3 separate regions of the Homo sapiens genome follow, and regions 2 and 3 are each linked to region 1. The links are chromatin contacts, found by Hi-C or POLR2A ChIA-PET in ENCODE. All regions are on one chromosome and are shown on one strand. Each heading gives the region's core, a stretch centred on a gene start or an enhancer-like site at or near the end of the contact. The rest is flanking DNA. Distances are from core to core; before and after follow the strand shown.

The links. A loop is a pair of places that touch in the nucleus more often than their neighbours do. ChIA-PET counts read pairs that join two places held with the same protein, here RNA polymerase II (POLR2A). Pooled maps may share reads with other maps.
Region 2: a pooled map shows a loop between it and region 1 (2.7-fold over the local background). The contact joins the promoter of TMEM253 here to the enhancer-like site in region 1. A Hi-C loop is called at or near these places in 1 of 50 pooled maps. POLR2A ChIA-PET finds 5 or more read pairs at or near these places in 2 of 52 experiments (GM12878 and H1).
Region 3: a loop to region 1 is called in a map of CD4-positive, alpha-beta memory T cell, with 3 times the contacts of the local background. The contact joins two enhancer-like sites. A Hi-C loop is called at or near these places in 2 of 168 maps with a recorded cell type or tissue (CD4-positive, alpha-beta memory T cell and endothelial cell of umbilical vein) and 5 of 50 pooled maps. POLR2A ChIA-PET finds 5 or more read pairs at or near these places in 1 of 52 experiments (activated CD4-positive, alpha-beta T cell).

The regions. Positions count from the first base shown.
Region 1 is chr14:21,350,646-21,354,511 of GRCh38, forward strand. It overlaps SUPT16H (SPT16 homolog, facilitates chromatin remodeling subunit), which reads right to left. Exons shown (of 26, transcript NM_007192.4): 23 at 3,766-3,866; 24 at 3,058-3,187; 25 at 2,843-2,920; 26 at 831-2,173. The coding sequence ends at 2,028. It overlaps RPGRIP1 (RPGR interacting protein 1), which reads left to right. Exons shown (of 25, transcript NM_020366.4): 25 at 459-656. The coding sequence ends at 571. Among named protein-coding and RNA genes, the nearest start is that of SUPT16H, 31 kb to the right of the region's middle. RefSeq lists an enhancer at 1,339-2,538. Within about 2 kb of position 2,011, at least 3 of the 41 ENCODE cell types and tissues checked have a DNase peak (open chromatin) inside an H3K27ac peak, as active enhancers do.
Region 2 is chr14:21,098,450-21,102,315 of GRCh38, forward strand. It overlaps TMEM253 (transmembrane protein 253), which reads left to right and starts at 2,617. Exons shown (of 7, transcript NM_001395467.1): 1 at 2,617-2,735; 2 at 2,859-3,002; 3 at 3,416-3,526; 4 at 3,615-3,671. The coding sequence starts at 2,895. ZNF219 (zinc finger protein 219) reads right to left here and starts at 206. Exons shown (of 5, transcript NM_016423.3): 1 at 1-206. RefSeq lists an enhancer at 1-388.
Region 3 is chr14:21,556,144-21,560,009 of GRCh38, forward strand. No RefSeq gene overlaps it. Among named protein-coding and RNA genes, the nearest start is that of OR10G3, 22 kb to the right of the region's middle. RefSeq lists enhancers at 1,409-1,952, 1,953-2,496 and a silencer at 2,515-2,701. Within about 2 kb of position 1,613, at least 21 of the 41 ENCODE cell types and tissues checked have a DNase peak (open chromatin) inside an H3K27ac peak, as active enhancers do.

The sequences.
Region 1 (3,866 bases), core at 761-3,260:
TATCTTACTGAGTTGTGAAGATTAAGGAAGCACTTAAATAAGGGATTAAGGGGCTTAGGGTAGTGCCTGGCATAAGGCAAGTGACGTTATCTTTGTGGGCTATTTTCCAACTCACTCCTATCCCCATTCCTAAACATGCTATGTTCTTCCTGACCTCCATGCCATTTGTATGTGCACAGGGAAAATCCACTTAAGACTTTTCTGGTGATTTCTCCAGAAATCCTTTCCAATTTGTCCATTCTGGTGCAGATGCCTCGTTATGTCCCCAAAGCAACTTGTGCTTCCATTTATTATATAGCACCTATACACTATACCATTTTCCTTTCTCCTTCACTAGATTGAGTCCTCTTATGAAATGGGTAATTTCATTCATTTAGCATCCCCAGTACCTAACCTGACAAATACCAAGTATCAAAGTGTTCAACTGAGTGATGCTGTTTTTTTCCCTTTCCCAACAGTTGTTAGCCCTGAAGATCTGGCTACCCCAATAGGAAGGCTGAAGGTTTCCCTTCAAGCAGCTGCTGTCCTCCATGCTATTTACAAGGAGATGACTGAAGATTTGTTTTCATGAAGGAACAAGTGCTATTCCAATCTAAAAGTCTCTGAGGGAACCATAGTAAAAAGTCTCTTATAAAGTTAGCTTGCTATAACATGAATTTGGTTTACTGTGATGTCTAGTGTCTCTCAATCTAATGATGAAAGTTTAGAATGATGAAAGTTTCATTTGTAAAACTAGCTAGCTAAAGGCATTTTTCTCCAGTACCTTAGCACTTTACCAGGCAGGAAGCAGGCTTGCTTTCAAGAACTGAAAATGAACGGTCACAGGTGAATTTACAAAAACAAACAACAAAAAAAACCCAGTTTATTCATCTTTTAGTTCTTCCAAAATTGAAAATATCAAGTCCTACTGCTAAGGAGAAAAAACAAACAAACATAAAATCCGGGACCCCTCCCCCCTTCTTCTCTTAAAGTCACAGAGCACGGAAGGAACTGCAGTGGGACAGGTGGGTGCAGAGAACCAGAAGGGGAGGATGGCAAGATAAACTCCCCAAATACTTGAAAAGCTGTTCAACAGAAACTGTGATAAATACAGGACAATGCAAGACAAAGTTAAAATAAGGAGCAGCAGTGCCGAGAGGCTGTGTTGTAGATATGGCCTCCCTTCCTCTTCTCTTTTCTCATCAGGGTATTCTAGGCCCAAGGCATGACTTGTCCCTTCCAGATATAAATGTTGACTCCTTTGAGCCTTCCTCTACATTTCACTAGAAGCGGTACATGAGGCACAACCTGATATATCTTCCTTAGATATATGAGAAAAAAAAGAAGACAGTGGCAATTTTGCCTTCTATCATTGTACCATGTGTGCATTGTATGGAGAAAATAACCGAGCCAGGGAGTATCACTGCTTCTTATGTCTTCCAAGGCAGCAGATATACCTCAGAATCTGCACGAGGCAGGAAAGCAGGAAAACTCAGACGAAGGCACCAGCCCAATCTGCCTCACTGGCTCAAGCTGTATGGTTTATCACAACCATTAGCAAATTTCCGAGAACCTTGAGTATTGCAAAGATAAAACTTAGAGATGTGCGGAAGGTCATGGCAGTAGGGTAGGTTGGAGGATTGAATGTGCTGGTCAAGAACCATGATACGGGTAATTAAGGGTCACCTTGTACCACTGTCTTGGAAATACAGCTTTGAGACACCAAATAAGATGTCAGAAGCCATCAATGTCTTGGCAGAAGGTGACAGGAAGAGAGAAGAATGAAACAATATTTATTAACAGCGGGAGCCTCCTCCTGTCTTCAAGAACACCTCCTCCCTTGCCATCTGAATGGGGCCATTGGCACGTGTCCTGGTGGGCCTGGAATTCCCCGAGTAGATTGGTCCACACAAATGGCCCCCTAAACCCATAAACACAAATGGCAAAACTTCAAATGAAAACGAAAGGAAAAATACAGTTTCTATGTCATGTAAAATTTTCAGGGGTTGGCTGGAGGAAGAATGGAGCTCAGGGCCAAAGTTCAGAAGTTACTTCCTCTTTTTCTTGGGGGGTGCAGAGCTGTGTCTGGAACCACGGTTAGAGCCACGGCCCGAACTGTGCACAGATGCCTTCCTCTTCCGGCTCATACTTCGACTTTGTTCTTCTTCTTCCTCGTAACGACTTTCTCGGTCCGCTAAATAGAAGAGGCATTATTAGTTAGCAATAGGTAAGCTTTAGGTACCTAATATTACTGGATAGCATGAGATAGTACAGAGAATACACTTTGGAATCAGACCCAAGTTTTAATATTGGGCAAGTACTTTCTGAACCTTGGTTTATTTACAAAAGGGAGAATTATTTAAGGGTTAAATAAGGTAACCTATGAAAACTACCTATTCCCAATGCTTGGAACACAGCAGTTAATATTTATTTCCTTTTAAGCTTTAAAACGTTTGTTTGGGGTTTGGCTTCAGAGTAACTAGATTAGCATTATAAAGACATGCCTAACCTGGAAGAAGCCTAGAAAATTAAAGTATTATAGGATTTAGGTTTGGAAACTGAGTAGGCTAATTCTTGAGTATTACATGAATATGTGGCTATCATGGCTATAGGAAAGATGGGGGCTTGCGCAGATGAAAACAGCATCCAGTTTGGCAGAGCACTGCCCACTGGAGAGTATGGACACATTCCACACCTCATTTTCTCCTTCAGTCAATGAAGTTGTATCTGTGGCTCCAAAGCACTTTTATAGTGTTCTTTTGTTACTTTCATTACGCCATCAATACTAACACCTCAAAATATTGAAATGTGTTAGAAATTTGTGCGTAGACAAATGAATAAAAAACAACACATTTTTAAAAACCTTTTCGGGCTTCTTCCTCCAGTTCATCCCAATCCTTTCCACTCTCTTCTTCACTACCCAATGACTCCTTAGAATAGTCTGGAAGAAAATTAATTAAGCGTTAGTCATCATGCGGGAACAGAATGGAACGACAGAGTTCTTAGTCTAAAAAAAGTAGTTTTCAGAAATGACATTAGATTAGGAAGCCAGGACGAACTTTGCTCTGTAAGACTAACCTGACTCTTCTGCTTCTGATGAATAATCTTCATCACTGTCCTCCTCTTCCTCTTCATAGTCATCTTCTGAAGGATTAAAAGTCTCATCTTCAATTTCAGACTCTGAATCCCCTTCTTCAGCATCACTCCCCTGGTGAGTTAGAGCATAATACTGATTTTTTTTTGACATTTACCTTATTAACTTAATGAATTAATTCAGCCCACATAGTATACCAGTATTTACATGAAGAAAACAAGAGCAAAATAATCTGAGGGATCAAGAGATAAAATGACTTGTTTAAAATTAGTGGTCAGGTGCAATTATTATTTTACTATTATTATGTATTATTACATTTCTGAAAAATTCACGTTAGCCTTCCTCACCCAGGGAAATTAACAACAGAAAGACTTTCTGTATTTACGTATCACACAAACGTTAAGTGGATCATTTTTTAAAAAATAATTTTTGCAAAATGCCCTGAAGGATTTTTCCCTAAATGCTAAGAAACTCATTGAGGAAAAGTTTTTGTAATTTCCAAGAAATCTTGTCAGGAGTTAGTTACCACTGCCCAATCAATTTATCAATTTGAAGAAACAATAATATCAAGTGGTGTTTAGAGCTTCTCCCAGATGGCCTAGTCCCTTATGTACTACTCATATTCCATTCTAACTGACCAAATGATAGCGGGCAACACTGTGTACCAGAAAAGAAACCCCACACTCACGCACCTCACCCTCAGGCTCCAGGAAAGACCAGCCACCTTGTTCGAAGAAGCCCTCAGGGTCATCAACAATGGTCTTCATGATTTTAGTCCAGTTGAGGGACTGTA
Region 2 (3,866 bases), core at 1,367-3,866, 250 kb before region 1:
CCCCGCCCCCTCCCCGGTCCCCCGCCCCCGGCCCTGGCCCGCATTGTGTGCGGCGGGAGGCGGCCCGGCCATTAGCATGCGGGGGGCGGCGCGGCGGGGCTGGGAGCCGCGCGGGAGCCGGGCTCTGGCTCCGGGGACAGGGAGCTGGGGACCCCGGGAGCCGCGAGAGGCGGCCGCCAGGGGCGGGGTGCGGGCGGTTTGGAGACGGGGGGCGCTGTCGGAGGGAGGGAGGAAGGGAGGGAGCGGGGGTGGGGCGCACAGAGGATTCCAACAGGAGACTGGAAGAGATTTTGAAAGGTCATCTCGTCCTTCCCCCAGCCTCCAAGCAGCACTGCCCCTCCCTCCCTAAACCCGGACATACCAGGGAAGGAGTTGGCTCTGCCGCTCTTTCTGCCCCAACATGCACAGACTCGGGAAGTTCTTCCTGGGGTTTTATCTCAAAGCCTCTCCCTTACAATTTCTGTCTCTCTTTTGGGGGAGGAGGAGGGGCGATTATAGAGATAGTTAATGTCGGCCGTATAAGAAACATTATTAAAGTTACTCTTCGGTCCTTTCCGTTCTTGATAAACAATTCCTGCGCCTTCCTCTCGAATTCTATTTTCCATTCCTCAAGTCACTTTAATGGCTCTTCAATACAACAAATATTTACTGAGTGCTTACTAAGTGCCAGGCACTGGGCTCAGCGCTGTGAGGGATGAGAAAGAAGTGGTACCTTCCTTCCAGGCGATTGTAGTCTAGACTACAAACTGGTAAGTAGTATACTCAGATTTAGTCAATATTTACTGAATGCCTGTTCACCTATCTAATAGTATATAATCTTTCCAATAACCCTCTATAATTAAATTAGCCCCCATTTACAAGTAAGAAAAATGAGGCTTCAGGAAGTCTGTTTCCCCAGTGGCCTGCAGGCTCGGGGATCCTCAGTGCAAGCCCAACATCTCACATCGCCACCAAATAAAATCAATGCACGTGGGAATTGAGGAGGAGTAGACACACAGCAGTTTTCTGGATCTCTTTAAAACGTGACTCCCACTCCCCGGGAAAGAAAAGAGTAGATACAATGACCCGCCGATGTTGGCACAGCACTGATGGGGCAGGAGTGGCTTACAAAAGATCACTTGCCTCCCAGGACCCTGCCTCCCTCCTCGTACTAACTTCTAGAGTCTTCTGGCGCAGTCTCCTCTTATCGTCAACAACAAGAAATAATAATAGTGATGATGATCATAGCCACTAACATTGAGCACTTGTGTACCAGGTACTGGGCTAAGCTCTCTTCCATGCTGAAAGCAACCCCTTGAGACTGGTATTATTAACTTCCTTTTATAGATAAGGGAACAGAGAGATTAAGCAACTTGCCAAGGGCACCTAGGTAGATCTGGGATTTGTTTTGATCTATAGAGTATATTTGGGCCCAGCTGGTTCTGCTTCCGACTGTAGAAATGTGTCCCCAGCTTCCTTCTGAATAACACTTTTAGTGTATGGGCATCAGACTTATCGGTGTGACCTCATCAGCACCACTAATAGTTATTAAACACCCACCCTGAATCAACAACTCTTCACAGTCATATTGTTAGCCCCCTTTTATCAGTGAATAAACTGAGGTGCGAATAGGTAGAAAAACATATCTATCAGGACAGACACAGTGGCCCACACCTGTAATCCCAGCAGTTTGGGAGGCCAAGCAGGGAGGATGGCTTGAGCCCAGGAGTTTGAGACCAGCTTAGGCAACATTGTGAGACGACCCTGTCTCTACAAAAAATTTAAAAATTAGCCAGGCATGGTGGCATGTGCCTGTGATCCCAGCTACTTGGGAGACTGAGGCAGGATGATTATTTGTGCCCAGAAGGTGTTGGCTACAGTGAGCCATGATCATGCCACTGCACTCCAGCCTGGGTGACAGTGAGCCCCTGTCTCAATAATATAATAATAATAATAATAATAATGTATCCAAGATCACACAGATGGAGAAGCAGCAGAGCTAAGATTCCAGCTCAGGTCTGTCTGGCTATGAGGCACCTTCTCTCTCAAAAATATTAATTGTTGCAATAGCATCCTTCCCAAGACTCACTATTTGAGGACCATGAGATAGATAGATAGATAGATAGATAATGTCCAGTTGCAGGTTATCATTGAATCAAAAACAATCCCCACCATAAACAGGGTCCCCCCCATCCATTGAGTCAGTGTTCAGTTCAGAGTAAAACCTTCAAGAAAGAAGGAAGGGAGACTGTCCAGAAAGTGAGAGGCAAGAAAGCCCCTGGAATTCAACCTTACCTGGTCTGGGGGCAAAGCTGCAAGTAGTAATGACAGGGGACCAATCCAGACAGAAAGTAGGATCTCTAGGGAAGGGCACATAATTTGAGGAGGAAGCCAAAGAAAGGAGTAAGATCATATGGAAATGAGGGGGAATTGAGGTCCAGAGTGATAGTGTCCATGGGGATGAGGTAAGTGAAACCAGAAAAGGAACCCAGGATGGGCAGAAATGAGGGTAATGAGAAATGGGAACAGAGTGAGGTCGGGCTAGACATCTTGTGGAGTGAACTGAGGCCGGTATCTACCCAGGGCCACTCCCTAGATCCTTAGGCCTTCATAGAAACCTTTGCCCCACCACACCCCATCCCTGACAGCCTTCCTCTGCCAGGACAAGTTTGTCGTCTGCTCTGAGCTATCAAGCCCCTTAGGAGACCTAGGACCCAGCTGGGTCCCATCCCTTTGGAGTAGCTGCTTCAGACTAGGTAGGTGTGAGGACCTGGACCTCAAATCCCTGGATATTGGGAGTGGGCAGAGGTGTAGCTGAAAGATACGTTGTTGCATGTCCTGTCTCCTAATAGACAGAACCTATAACGCATTTTTCCCAGCCTAGGAAGCACCTAATTCTTGTGGGCAAAGGAGCCATGGAAGATAGAGCTGGTGAGCAAGAGCAGGAGAGACACAGCCTTCGTCTGGAAAAGCTACAACACTGGGCAAGGCACAGGCAGAGTGGGCACCTCTTGGTGCTAGCGGTGAGGCCAGGCTACCCCATCCCAGGTCTCAGCATGTCCACTTCTACCCAATTCAATTCCATCCATCCATCCATCCATGTTAAGTGAGCACCTACCATGTGCCAGAAACTGAGCTAGGTTCTGAATGGGAGGAGGGTAGAGGAAAACATAGAAATAAACAAGGCAAGACCCTTAATCTCCCAAGTAGCTTCCATCTTGTGGGGGAAAACATACAGGTAAGTAACTAAACTACAATATGAGGCAGAAAAAATTAAATGATACTTAATTTTTAATGATCACGTCCTTGCTCTGGGTTGACTGCTTTCCTCCACCCTGCATTCAATCCCATTTCCTGATCTCTAAAGAGGTAGGAGTTACGAGAAGGGAGGGAATCCCTGACAGTTCCTCCCCAATTACCCTACCCTTACCCCCAGGTGAGCCAGCTATGGCTGGCAGTGGTTGTGGTGCCCCTTGCTGTCTCAGTCGCCTGCCTGAACTCTGATTGTCACATGGCCACAGCGCTGCCTCTTGGGCCTGGAGCCTCAGTAAGACCCACCACAAGGGAGGGTGGAAGGTCCCAGGGCCCCTTCCTAACGGGACCAGAGCTCAACACTTGCCCTTCTCACCATTCAGGGTCTCCTCACTGGGACTGTCACTCTGGAGCTTCGCAGAGCACCCCGCCTTTGGAAGGTGAGAGGGAAGAAAACGCAGCACTGTCCTCCCACTCCCTAAAACAGACACCTACAACCCTCAGCCTAGGAAGTAAGTGGCTAAGTGTTGACTCATTCTCTCAGCTGTCACCACTGACTGGCCTCAATCACTGAGGAGGAAAGCAAAAAAGTTAAGAGGGCTTATGGCCCTGTTTGGAGGCTGAGAAGCAGAAGC
Region 3 (3,866 bases), core at 363-2,862, 210 kb after region 1:
GTCTCAAAAAAAAAAAAAAAAAAAGAAAAAAGAAAAAAAAAAGTAAGATGAACATTTAGACGATAAAACTTAGAGAAGGCTTAGTGATCCGGAAGAAAGAAAGAAGCTTGTCACCTATCATTTGTAGAAGTGACAAGCAATAAAAATGTAAGCAAATAAATAACTACAGAATGAATGATAATTAAACAGGGTAGTGGGTCAGAAAGTGAAGAGAAAGAGTGGGGCTGGTGGTTAAGGAATTAGAGGGAAGACTTGATTCCATCTCAAGGTAGAAAGCTGTTCATATGCAGATCAACTGCTATCTGTGAATGGATACCCGAATATTGTCACAAACAAACTGAAATGCAAATACTCTTAGAAACTGGGGTATTAGTAATGCAAGTATGAAAAACATCTGATTTAAGCAGAACAACAACAACAAAACACCCTCATCATTCTTTGAATGACTTAATCTGTGAATGAAAACATTCACATCCTCATGATTTTGATGACAGAATAGATGATTTTTCTTTGTGCTGAGTTTGTTATCTCAAGCTGGAACTAAGTAAGGCTAGTCAAGGCCATCTGATTCTTATTGCTCATTCATTCATTCATTCATTCATTCATTCAACCAATATTTTACTGAGAGCTTGCTGTATGCGGAATTATGCTTTGCCTGGGGAATGCAGTGGAGGTTTTTTCCTTGGAGTTCTCTTACTCCAAAGGGCTTTAACCTTGGACAGGTTCTGACACTTGTCTGCTGACGTTTTTGTTTTGTTTTGTTTTGTTTTGTTGAGACAGGGTCTTGCTCTGTTGCCCAGGCTGGCAAAAAGATAACGGCTCACTGTGGCCTTGAACTCCTGGGCTAAGGCGATCCTCCCACTGCAGCCTTCAGAGTAGCTGGGACTATAGGTGTGAGCCACCATGCCCAGCTAATTAAAACAATTTTTTTTTTTTTGTGGAGATGGGATCTCCCTCTATTGCCCAGGTTGGTCTCAAACTCCTAGGCTCAAGTGATCCTCCTGCCTCATCCTCCCAAAATGTCGGGATTACAGGTGTGAGCCATGGTGCCTAGCCTGTTGATTTTTTTTTGGATAAGAGATAGAGAGGACCTGGTAATATACAAGGCCCAGAGTGTGTCCTAAGATGATCTATGGGGAGAGAACAGAGTATCCCTGACTGAAGAGTTTTGGAAACTATTTTAATGTTCCCCAATTTTATTTGAACTAAAAAACATTGTCTGCCTTTCACATTCCTTCGTGCACTCCACCTCACCACTGCTCCCCCGGCACCTGTTGGCCTCTTTTGCTATCCAAATTTACCAAATAAATCTTCCCCGCCTTTCTACCCATCTGCTGTTCTTCACAGCTTGTCTCTGGGCTCAGCCCCAAGCCTGGAGGGGCAGTAAATGGATTCAGAGTTGCTGCTCAAACATGGATTCCCATGGAAACCAAACGACTAAGAAAACAAATAGGGAGGAAGAGGCAGCCACTGCCTGACCTCTTACCCTCCCCCTCCAAATTCTTTTCGCTTTTCAGCATGAAAGCAAGCGCTTATTTGTATAACTAGTAGAAGGACATAACCTGACCCCTCCCCCCACCCCCAAATTCTTTAAGAATCTCTCGTTCGACAATGAGTAAATGAAAGACAGTGGGACATCGCCACCTGGTGGTAGAAATGCCAAAATACTTAAGAAGAGAGAACTCAATTAACAAGTGAAAGCCTGCGATACAGGCCAGTAAGTATACAAAGAAGTAACATTCAGATACAAAAATAAGATACAAAGAAGTAACATTCAGAAGCCACTCCTAGGAAACTGTTTAATTGTGATGCAGTTAGTACTTGTTCCTTCTCACATATACAGATTTAAATATCATCTTTATGTTGGTGAATTTTTATTTTTATTTTTTAAAAATTTTATTTATTTATGTATTTATTTTTGCGACGGAGTCTCACCCTGTCGCCCAGGCTGGAACGCAGTGGCGCAATCTCGGCTCACTACAACCTCCGCTTCCTGGGTTCAAGCGATTCTCATGTCTCAGCCTCCCGCGTAGTTGGGGATTACAGGCACCTGCATTATGCCCGGCTAATTTTTGTAGAGACAGGGTTTCACCATGTTGGCCAGGCTGGTCTTGAATTACTGACCTCAGGTGCCTCAGCCTCCCAAAGTGCTGGGATTACAGGCGCGAGCCACCACGCCCGGCCGAATTTTTTTTTTTTTTTTTTTGCATCCAATTCAAATATGGGAACATGAGGTTTAGTCTTATCTCTCCCAACTCCATACCAGATTTTTTTTTTGTTTGTCTGTTTGAGACGGAATCTCACTCTGTCGCCCAGGCTGGAGTGCAGTGATGCAATCTCAGCTCACTGCAACCCCCACCTCCCGGGTTCAAGCGATTCTCTTGCCTAAGCCTCCCGAGTAACTGGGACTAATACACGCACACGCCACCATGCCCAGCTAACTTTTGGATTTTTAGTAGAGATGGGGTTTCACCATGTTGAGCAGGCTGGTCTCGAACTCCTGACCTCAGATGATCCACCCGCCTCGGCCTCCCAAAGTGCTGGGATTACAGGTGTGAGTCACTGTGCCCAGCCATATTAGATATTTTTTATCTGAACGTCATGCTGTTGCTACAGATTCAGTGGAGTTGGACAGTACTTTTCTCTTCCCGTCCTTTCCCTTCCATAGGGTAGCATTTGCTGGCTTACAAAGGAAAAGCAGAAGCTTTGCTCCACTATCTTGTCTTGTCTTGTCTTGTCTCTTTTCTTTTTCTTTTTTTTTTCGTCTTCTGTTCAGATAGTCTCACTCTGTCACCCAGGCTAGAGTGCAGCCGTGTTATCATGGATGGGTTACTGCAGCCTCTAATTACCTGGCTTGAGCAATCCTCCCACCTCAGCCTGCTGAGTAGCTGGGACTACAAGTGCACGCCACCATACCCGGCTAATTTTACTTTTTTTTTCTTTGAGACAGAGTCTCACTCTGTCACTGAGGCTGGAGTGCAGTGGCATGATCTCGGCTCATTGCAACCGCTGCCTCCTGGGTTCAAGAGATTCTCCTGTCTCAGCCTCCAGAGTAGCTGAGATTACAGGTGCGCACCATGGCACCTGGCTAATTTTTGTATTTTTAGTAGAGATGGGGTTTCACCATGTTGGTCAGGCTGGTCTTGAACTCCTGACGTCATGTGATCCACCCGCCTCGGCCTCCCAAGGTGTTGGGATTACAGGTGTGGGCCACTGTGCCCGGCCTTTCTTTTTTTAAAGACAGGTTGCAAGGTGGTGGCTCATGCCTGTAATCCCAGCACTTTCGGAGGCCGAGGCGGGGGTATTGCTTGAGCTCAGGAGTTCGAGACCAGCCTGGCCAATGTGGCAAAACCCCATCCTATGAAAAAATACAAAAATTAGCCGGGCATGGTGGCAGGCGCCTGTAATCCCAGCTATTCTGGTGGCTGAGTCAGGAGAATAGCTTGAACCCAGGAGGCAGAGGTTGCAGTGAGAGGAGATCAAGCCACTGCCCTCCAGCCTGGGTGACAAAGTGAGACTGTCTCAAAAAACAAAAACAAAATTATAAAAAAGAGAAGAAGCTCAACAACTGATATGTTTTTCCCGGCATGAATATTTTTATATTGAGGAAAAATAAATCACTTAAAATTTTTTTAAAAGAAAGAGGGTATACTAAAAATACAAAAATTAGCTGGGTGTGATGGCTCTCTCCTGTAGTCTCGGCTACTCAGGAGGCTGAGGTGGGAGGACTGCTTGAGCCTGGGAGGTGGAGGCTGCAGCCCACAACATTCCAGCCTGGGTGAGAAGGAAGACCCTGTCTAAAGAAAACAAAAACAAACAAACAAACAAAAATGAGTGGAATTGGCCGGGCACGGTGGCTCATGTCT